Linked DNA regions of Homo sapiens: region 1 is linked to region 2. Evidence: chromatin loops called from intact Hi-C (ENCODE). Cell type or tissue: PC-3. All regions are shown on one strand. Links, peaks and the distances in the headings refer to the core of each region. The heading gives the core; the rest is flanking DNA.

Region 1 (4,399 bases), core at 89-4,088, 73 kb before region 2:
CTATCATATTTTAAATGAAATCTTATTTATACCATCAGTTTGTTTAATACATTTAAACTTTGTGATAAGCTTAATCATTATCACCAATTCTAAATAATGAGGTTCACATTAGTATAATTTTATGTGTGCAACAAAGTGGTCAGTGCTTCCAAGTAGCACATAGTTTAAAACAGACAGATGACGCCTTATATGAAATTAGGTTTCCGAACTGCCAAGCTTTTGCTTAAGGTTCTGTGTGCTGTTTGGGAAAAGGCCCAGATGCAGCAAGGCAAAAATAGGGAAGGTTTCAGAGTCAGACTGATAGAATTTAGAGTCCTGGTTCTATCACTTTCTAGCCTTAAAATCTCAGACACATCTGCAGATCCTCTGAGATTTTGTCTCCTCATCTGTAAGATGCTGGTGTGAGGGTCAGATGAGATAGTGTCCATAAAATAGCTAGTGCAATTCTTGACTCCTGTTGGGTACTCAAAAGATGGTGAATGTCATTAATAATTCTGGTGGCTTTAGTATTGCCTACAAATACTCTGACACACCTCCCTTCAGAAGGTAAAATATCTACTTCTTCTCCCTCTGGATGTGGGCTGGACAGTAACTTGCTTCTAATACCTAGAATGTGGTGAAGTCATAATGTGAGACTTCCAAGTCTGTGTCATGAAGAGGATACACATTTTGCTGCCACCCTTCATGTTGTGAGAATGCTCAAGCAGCCTGGGAAGGGGCCCACATGGGAGAGCCCAGTGTGGAGGAGCTGAGGCCTTCCACCAGCATCCAGCACCACATTGCTGGCTGTGTGAGGAAGCCACCTTAGAAGCAGATTTTCCAACCCCAACTGAGCCTTCAGATGATTGCAGTCCTGGCTAACATCTTGTCTGCAGCCTCACGAGAGACCTTGTGCCTAAGCCATCCAGCCAACTTGTTCCTGATTCCTAATCGAGATAGTGCGTATTGTCTTAAACCACTACACTTTGAGATAGTTTGCTATATAGCAATAGATAATTATTACAGTAAAAATTGCAGTAAAACTCACCCCAGAGTAGGATGAAACACGTGAATCAGTTAGCAGCCAGTTTCTGTCCAGGTAGTTACAACAGAAACCAAAAATCAAGATGGTAATTAATTTGTTAACGTATTTATTTCTTTAGCAAATTTACAGAGCCCTGCCTGGGCCGTGGGCCCCATCTGAGCTGCTGAAACCAGGATCTGTTACTGGACAGAGACAAAGGCTCTCAATGCCCTTCGTACCCAGATCTAACCCAGGCCTCAGTGATACCTCTAAGGTTCTTCTGTTCAGCTGCTGCTTCTCATCTCTCTGCCACATGCCATAGGCATGCCACAACTGTCTTCTCCTGGGACCACTGACAGAGCAATCTCTTAACTGGCCTTCCTGCTCACATTCTTGTCCAATTACAAGACACATTGGTAATGATCAATGATAAGGAGGCACTCTGAACTATGTAAACCAGATCTAATTATTTTCCTGCTTAAAACTTTATGGTGTCTCCCCGTCCACTTAGAAAACAACCAGACATTCTCTGGTCTATAAAGAAAGACCATGATCTGAACCCTACTTACCTACCTCTTCAAACTTGCTACCTCCCTTCACTCTATCCTTCTTCCTTCTCTTCCTTCAGCTCATTGTCAGGTATTGTTACCGTAAGGACACCAGTGAATTACCCCTCTCTGATCCATGTCCTTGTGTGGCCCTCCCACATTAACTACAGTCTTGGCCATGTGACTTGCTTTGACCTTTGTGACAAGAGCAAATATGATATATGAAAAAGCTTAAAAAACACTGTAGATTTGGGATTTCTTTTTCTCTGGCTGGAAGAAGGCTCAACTACTCTGCTGCTTCATGAGAGACATAGGAGTCACTTTCCTCCATCTCTGCCAGCCTCCAGACATAATGTGAGCCCAACCATCATGGGCTAAGCCCAACCCAAACTGCTGAGCCACAGAGTTGTGACAAATACATGATTGTTGGGCTGAGTCACCAGGTTTTGAGGTTGTTTTGTCACTTAGCAATGGGTAACTGATAAACACACCAAACTCACTCCTGAGTCCTGGGACTCCTTGTTGCCTCTGCTTGGCCATGTCCTCTCATGGAAGGCTCCTTTTGGTCATTTAGATCTCAGTTTAAATGCCACCACTCTGAAAGGGCTGCCCTGACCACTCAGGCCAAAGTGGTCTTGTGTTCACTGTAGAAAAAACAAACTTTTATTTCTCTGTTCTCATCCTACAATATTAAGCACAGAATCCTTCTGTGACCAGATGTGTGTGGGGTTTTCTTCAACCACCAAGCAAGCCATCGATTCTTCAGAGAATGCCAGCTGAGAGTCTCCTCATTCAATTCAATTCTGACACCGTCCAACTGGAGACAGAGTCAGATCACACAGGTCAAGGACTCAGTCCTAAAAAATGAAGCACCACCATTGATGTTGATTGGAAACCCTAAGTTGTTTACCTGCACTTCTGACCAATCAGCTACAAATCAGGGTTCCCAAAACCTCCTCTATCAATTTGATAAATTTGCAAGAGCAGCTCAGAGAACTCAAGGAAATGCTTATATTTATCAGTTTCTTATAAAGGACATTACAAAGGACACAGATGAAGGGACCCATAGGGCCAGGTATGCGGGAAAGGGTATGGAGCTCCCATGCACTTTCAGGGTGCACCACCCTCCAGAAGCCCCCACATGTTTGGCTGGTTTTTTTTGTTTGTTTGTTTTGTTTTTGACAGAGTTTTGCTCTTGTTGCCCAGGCTGGAGTGCAATGGCATGATCTTGGCTAACTGCAACCTCCACCTCCTGGATTCAAGCAATTCTCCTGCCTCAGCCTCCCAAGTAGCTGGGATTACAGGAATGCACCACCACACCTGGCTAATTTTGTATTTTTAGCAGAGACAGGGTTTCACCATGTTGGTTAGGCTGGTTTTGAACTCCTGACCTCAAGTGATTCACCTGCCTCGGCCTTCCAAAGTGCTGGGATTACAGGCGTGAGCCACCGTGCCCGGCTATGTTTGGCTATCTGGAAGCTCTCTGAATCCTGTTCCTTTCTTTGGGTTCTTACAAAAGCTTCATTACATAAGTATGACTATTAAATTATTGGCCATTGGTGATTGGCTTAACCTTCAGCCCCTCTCTGCTCCCTGGAGGTTGTGGGGTGAGGCTGGAAGTCCCAACCCTTTAATCTTGCCTTGGCTCTTTGGGTGACCAGCCCGAATCCTGAAGGTACCTAGGGGCTGCTAGTCACCAGTCCACTTATTAACATACAAAAAGACACTTGCCATTTTAAAGGTTCCAAGGATTTTAGGACAAAGACCAAATATACATTTCGCAACCTCACATCCGCTCTCTGCATATCGTCATGTTTTCCTTATACTGCAGCACTTCTTATGGCCTGATGTTTTCTGCTTTACCACATTTTATCAGATCTAAGACACTGTGGATTGTAACCCACATCCCAACTTCAGAAACTAAAAAATGTGAATAAAAAAGAGTGGTTTGAGAGGCCAGGCATGGTGGCTCATGCCTGTAATCCCAGCACTTTGGGAGGCCAAGGCGGGAGGATCACTTGAGGTCAAGGGTTTGAGACAAGCCTGGCAACATGGCAAAACCCTGTCTCTACTAAAAATACAAAAAGTAGCTGGGCATAGTGGCACGCACCTGTAATCCCAGCTACTCAGGAGGCTGAGGCAAGAGAATCACTTGAACCCAGGAGGTGGAGGTTGCAGTGAGCCTAGATCATGCCACTGCACTCCAGACTGGGCAACAGAGCAAGACTCCATCTCAAGAAAAAAAAAAAAGAGTGATTTGAGTTGATAAAATACAACCTTTGATGATTTATTCCTTTTTGTCTCTCTGTGGGAAATATATGCCCCATGAGGGGAGGGACTGCCTCCTTGGTCTTGCCTCCTCCAATTATTCTCCATATTAGAGTAAAAGTAAACTTTCTAAAATGCTAATCTAATCATGCCACTCTTCTTAAAATGATTTATTGGCCCCTCACTCCATTTAGGACAAAATGAAAATTACTTCCATGACTCACATGCCCTCTGAGACTGAGCTCTTGCTAACACACCCACCCTGAATCGAGTCACCCTCTGCTTCGCTTATTTCTCCAGCAGCGTCCTCCTGCTCTGGGTCCTGGACCACATAATCTTGCCTCCTGGTCACCACTACGCTGACTCTTCCGGATGTTCTCCCTCCTCTTCCCACAGCTAATGCGAGCAAATCACTCTTTCTCAGCTGTCACATTACATGGAAGCCACCTCTGCCCCCTCCCAACTGCTCTCACATTGCCCATCATAAAACCTTACACCAATAACTATTACAATTATAAAATATTTGTATAATTGTTTACTTGTTTATTTTATCACATATTGTGTTTTTTAAATTGTGTCT
Region 2 (4,399 bases), core at 309-4,308:
AAGAAAATGTGGTACAGATACACCATGGAATACTATGCAGCCATAAAAAGGAATAAGACTGTGTCCTTTGCAGAGACATGGATGGAGCTGGAAGCCATTAACCTCAGCAAACTAATGCAGGAACAGAAAACTAAACACTGCATGTTCTCACTCATAAGTGGGACCTGAACAATGAGAACACATGGACACAGGGAGGTGAATGACACACACTGGGGTCTATTGAGGAGCAGGGGTGAGGGGAGGGAGAGCATCAGGAAAAACAGTTAATGCATGCTGAGCTTAATACTTAGGTGATAGGTTGATAGGTGCAGCAAACCACCATGGCACACATTTACCTATATAACAAAACTGCGCACCCACACATGTACCCCAGAACTTAATAAATACAACAAAAAAGTGTGTAGCCTCCCCGCTTCACACTCTTCTTCCTGCTCCAGCCATGTAAGATGTGCCTGCTTCCCCTTCACCTTCCACCATGATTGTAAGTTTCCTGAGGCCTTCCTGGCCTGTGGAATTGTGAGCCAATTAAGCCTCTTTTCTTTATAAGTTGCCCAGTCTCAGGTAGTTCTTTATAGCGGTATGAGAATGGACATTCCCAAGTCTTCCTCTCTAGAGGCAACTGGATTCCATCATTTATCTGGTTCTTTTTGTACATCAATATTCCTAAATAAATGTTAGGTTTGGACATTCTCATTTAACTTGCCATTGTGAAGGAAAAGGATTTAGTTCTTTTACACAAACTCTATACTACAAAATTATGTTCATTCTCCATCCTCCCAATAAGAAAGTGATGAATGTTTTGATTAAATATTCAGTTTTTATGACAATACAGATATTGTGGAAGGCTGAGGCATATATCCATGCTTGTATGCAATGATTATATTTTATATCTTTATAATTTTCCTCTTAGCATTAATGTCTTTTTAAAAACAAGTTGATTATATTTTATTTCTTTTTTCAAAAATTTAAGGCATTCAGATTTTCTCAGGTATTGAATATAACACATATGAATGTACATAATACCCCATGTGAGAAATTTTACAAATACCACTTGAACCATTGATAAACTGTTTTTTGATCTTGCTGTTGTTTTTCTTGCTGCCCATTAACGGTAAATTCTAGAAAATTTTCAGTTATTATTCCCATGAAGTATTTACAGATTTACTCTATATTATTACATTTCTAACCAATGCATTATATGTTTTAAACTTTATACAATTGCACCATGCTGCATATTTTCTTGTAAACCTTGCTTTTCCCCATCAATGGATTTTTGAGATTTCTAATGCATGTAGTACTAACTCATTTTATTGTTATAAATATTCCATTGTGTAATTATATTCACAATGTATTTATTTATTATAAACCTGAATAGTATCTGACTGTACTGAATATTGAGGGTAATTGGAACATAATGGTAAACATTTGTGTATCTAAACACCCAAAAAGGACAGTGAAAATATTGTATGAAAATAAAAAATGATACATCTGTATAGGGAACTTAACCATGAACGGAGCTCGCAGGACTGGAAGTGGCTCTGGGTGAGTCAGTGAGTGAGTGGTAAGTGAGTGTGAAGGCCTAGGACATTACTGTACACTACTATAGACTTGATGGACACTGTACTGAATTTCTAATTTTTCTTTCTAAAATAATTAACAGCTTACTGTAACTTCTTAACTTTATAAATCTTTAACTTTAAACAGCTTAAAACACAAACACATTGTACAGCTGTACAAAATTTTTTTATATCCTCATTCTATAAGGTTTTTCTATTTTAAATTTTTTTCATTTTATTTTACTACTTTTTAAACTTTTTGTTAAAAATTAAAACACAAATACACACATTAACCTAGGTCTACGCAGGGTCAGGACCATGAATATCACTGTCTTTCGCCTCCACATCTTGTTCCACTGGAAGCTCTTTAGGGGAAATAACACGCATGAAGCTGTCAGCTCCTATGATAAAAATGCCTTTTTCTGGGATACCTCCTGAAGGACCTGCCTGAGGCTGTTTTATAGTTAACTTTTTTTTATAAGTAGAAGGAGAACTCTCTCAAATAATGAGAAAAAACACAGTAAACACAAAAATCAGTAGTAAGATGGTGGTTTATTATCAAGTATTATATACTGTACATAATTGTATATATTATGCATTTATAAGAGTGGAAACACAGTAGGTTTGTTTACACCAGCATCACCACAAACAAGGAAGTAATCATTGTGCTACAACATTATGATGTTAGTAAGTGATAGGGATTTTGTAGCTCCATTATAATCTCATGGGACTACCATCATACATGCAGTTCACTGTTGGCTGAAATGTTGCTATGTGGCACATGATTATATTTGAAACATCTCTAGATTACTTATAATACTTAATACAATGTAAATGCTATGTTAATAGCTTTTATACAACTTTGTTCTTTAATTCGTATTGTTTTTAGTTTTGTATTTTTATTTTTTACTTTTTCCTCCAAATATTTTCAATCTGCAGGTGGTTGAATCCATTAATGTGGAACCCACTGGATTTGGAGGGCTGACTGTACTCAACGTTAAGCTATAAACATATTGCTGTAAGAATTTTATTACGTGTCTCTCTGCACACAAAGATGAGAGGTTTTTTTAATAGTGTTTATACCTGGAAATAAAATCAATGAGTCATGGAACTTGCTCCTTCAGTTTTAATAGATAATGCCAAATAGCTCTCCTAAATAGCTAAGATCATTTTAAACCACTCAGCACTTTATAAACACTCCAGTGTTTCTTGTCCTTACCTACAGTTGGTATAGTCAAGCTTGTTATTTTTTTGCCAATCTTATTGTGTAAAATAGTTCTCATTATTGTTTTATTTTGCGTTTTCCCAGTTATTAGTGAGGATTTCTTTTCATGGGTTCATTGGCCATTTTTTTTTCCAAATTGCCTATTTGTAGGTCTTGTTTGCATTTCACTTATTAATTTTAGAGAATTATTTATATATTTTGGCAGGGATAGGGGAAAAGGAAGCAGCTTGAAATACCTCGGAACATTCTGTTCTTAACAAGGCCTGCCCTCAGGAGAAATTATTTTACCACAGCCTAACATGCTGAAGTTATATCAGAGCCTGACCGACCTAGATAAAGGCAGACATGACTCTAACCCCCTCCAGCCACCCTGTCCCACTTAAGAGAGAAGAAAGAAACCTGAGCAGCACTGATGAAGTTTACAGTCCAGAGGCTCAGGCTCACCAAAGACGAGACCTAATCACAGGACTATAGAACCCTCCCTTACCCACACCTTCCCACCCTGTCGCTAAAGGCCCATTTAGCACAATTCTTCTTACCCAGTATGTCAAGTCTGCCTTTCAACACAAAATTATAAGGCATACTAAAATAAGTAGATCAGTTTGAACACTCAACAAGCATCACAACCAGCGTTAGATATGGCAAAAATGTTAGGATTATCAAACCAGGAATTAAAATAAGCTAAAATGAATATATTAAAGGCTTTAAAGAAAAAAGTACATCGGCCAGGCGCGGTGGCTCACGCCTTTAATCCCAGCACTTTGGGAGGCTGAGGTGGGCGGATCACAAGGTCAGGAGATTGAGACCATCCTGGCTAACACGGTGAAACCCTGTCTCTAGTAAAAAATACAAAAAATTAGCCGGGCATGGTGGCAGGTGCCTGTAGTCCCAGCTAATCGGGAGGCTGAGGCAGGAGAATGGCATGAACCCGGGAGGCGGAGCTTGCAGTGAGGGGAGATCACGCCACTGCACTCCAGCCTGGGAGACAGAGCGAGACTCCGTCTTAAAAAAAGAAAAAAGTACATCATACAAGGCCACAAAATGTAAGCAGAGACATAGGAATTCTAGGAAACAACTAAAAGAAAATATTAGAGATAAAAAATACTATAACAGAAGTGAAGAATATTTTTGATGGAATTATTAGCAGATGGGACATGACTGAAGAAATAATTCTGAGCTTGAAGATATGAAAACACAAACTTACAAATCTTAAAGGCAAAAGGATGAAAAAAGTCTTTAAAAGACAAAAGAGAACTGTGAGATGATTACAAAAGATGTAACATACACATAATGGGAATACCAGAAGGAAAAGAAAGAGAGAAAGGAACAGAAGCAATATTTGAAGTAATAATGGCTGAGATTTTCCTCTAATCAATGTCAAACCAAAACTACAGATATAGGAAGCTCCCAGAACACTAATCATAACAAATGCCAAAACATCACACCTAGACATATCATACCCATACTGGAGAAATTCAAAGATAAAGGAAAAACTTGAAAGAAGTCAGGAGAAGAAAAATCTTACCTAGGGAGGAGCAAAGATAAAAATTACATCCAACCTCTCCTCAGAAACAATGTAAGGAAGCAGAGAGTTGAGTGAAATATTTAAAGTGTTGAG

Evidence for each region. A loop is a pair of places that touch in the nucleus more often than their neighbours do. Peaks named below come from ENCODE experiments on the same cell type or tissue, not always from the same donor. Only the 100,000 strongest peaks of a DNase experiment are listed, where the experiment ranks them.
Region 1: a loop joins it to region 2, with 6 times the contacts of the local background. A loop is called at or near these places in 1 of 110 quality-filtered maps.

The regions. Positions count from the first base shown.
Region 1 is chr10:36,022,179-36,026,577 of GRCh38, forward strand. No RefSeq gene overlaps it. Among named protein-coding and RNA genes, the nearest start is that of LINC02630, 130 kb to the left of the region's middle. In PC-3, for the core only: no CTCF peak of the experiment used is centred there; a DNase peak (open chromatin) is centred at 1,973; H3K27ac peaks cover 1,642 bases.
Region 2 is chr10:36,095,221-36,099,619 of GRCh38, forward strand. No RefSeq gene overlaps it. Among named protein-coding and RNA genes, the nearest start is that of LINC02630, 200 kb to the left of the region's middle. In PC-3, for the core only: no CTCF peak of the experiment used is centred there; DNase peaks (open chromatin) are centred at 1,541 and 2,631; H3K27ac peaks cover 2,266 bases.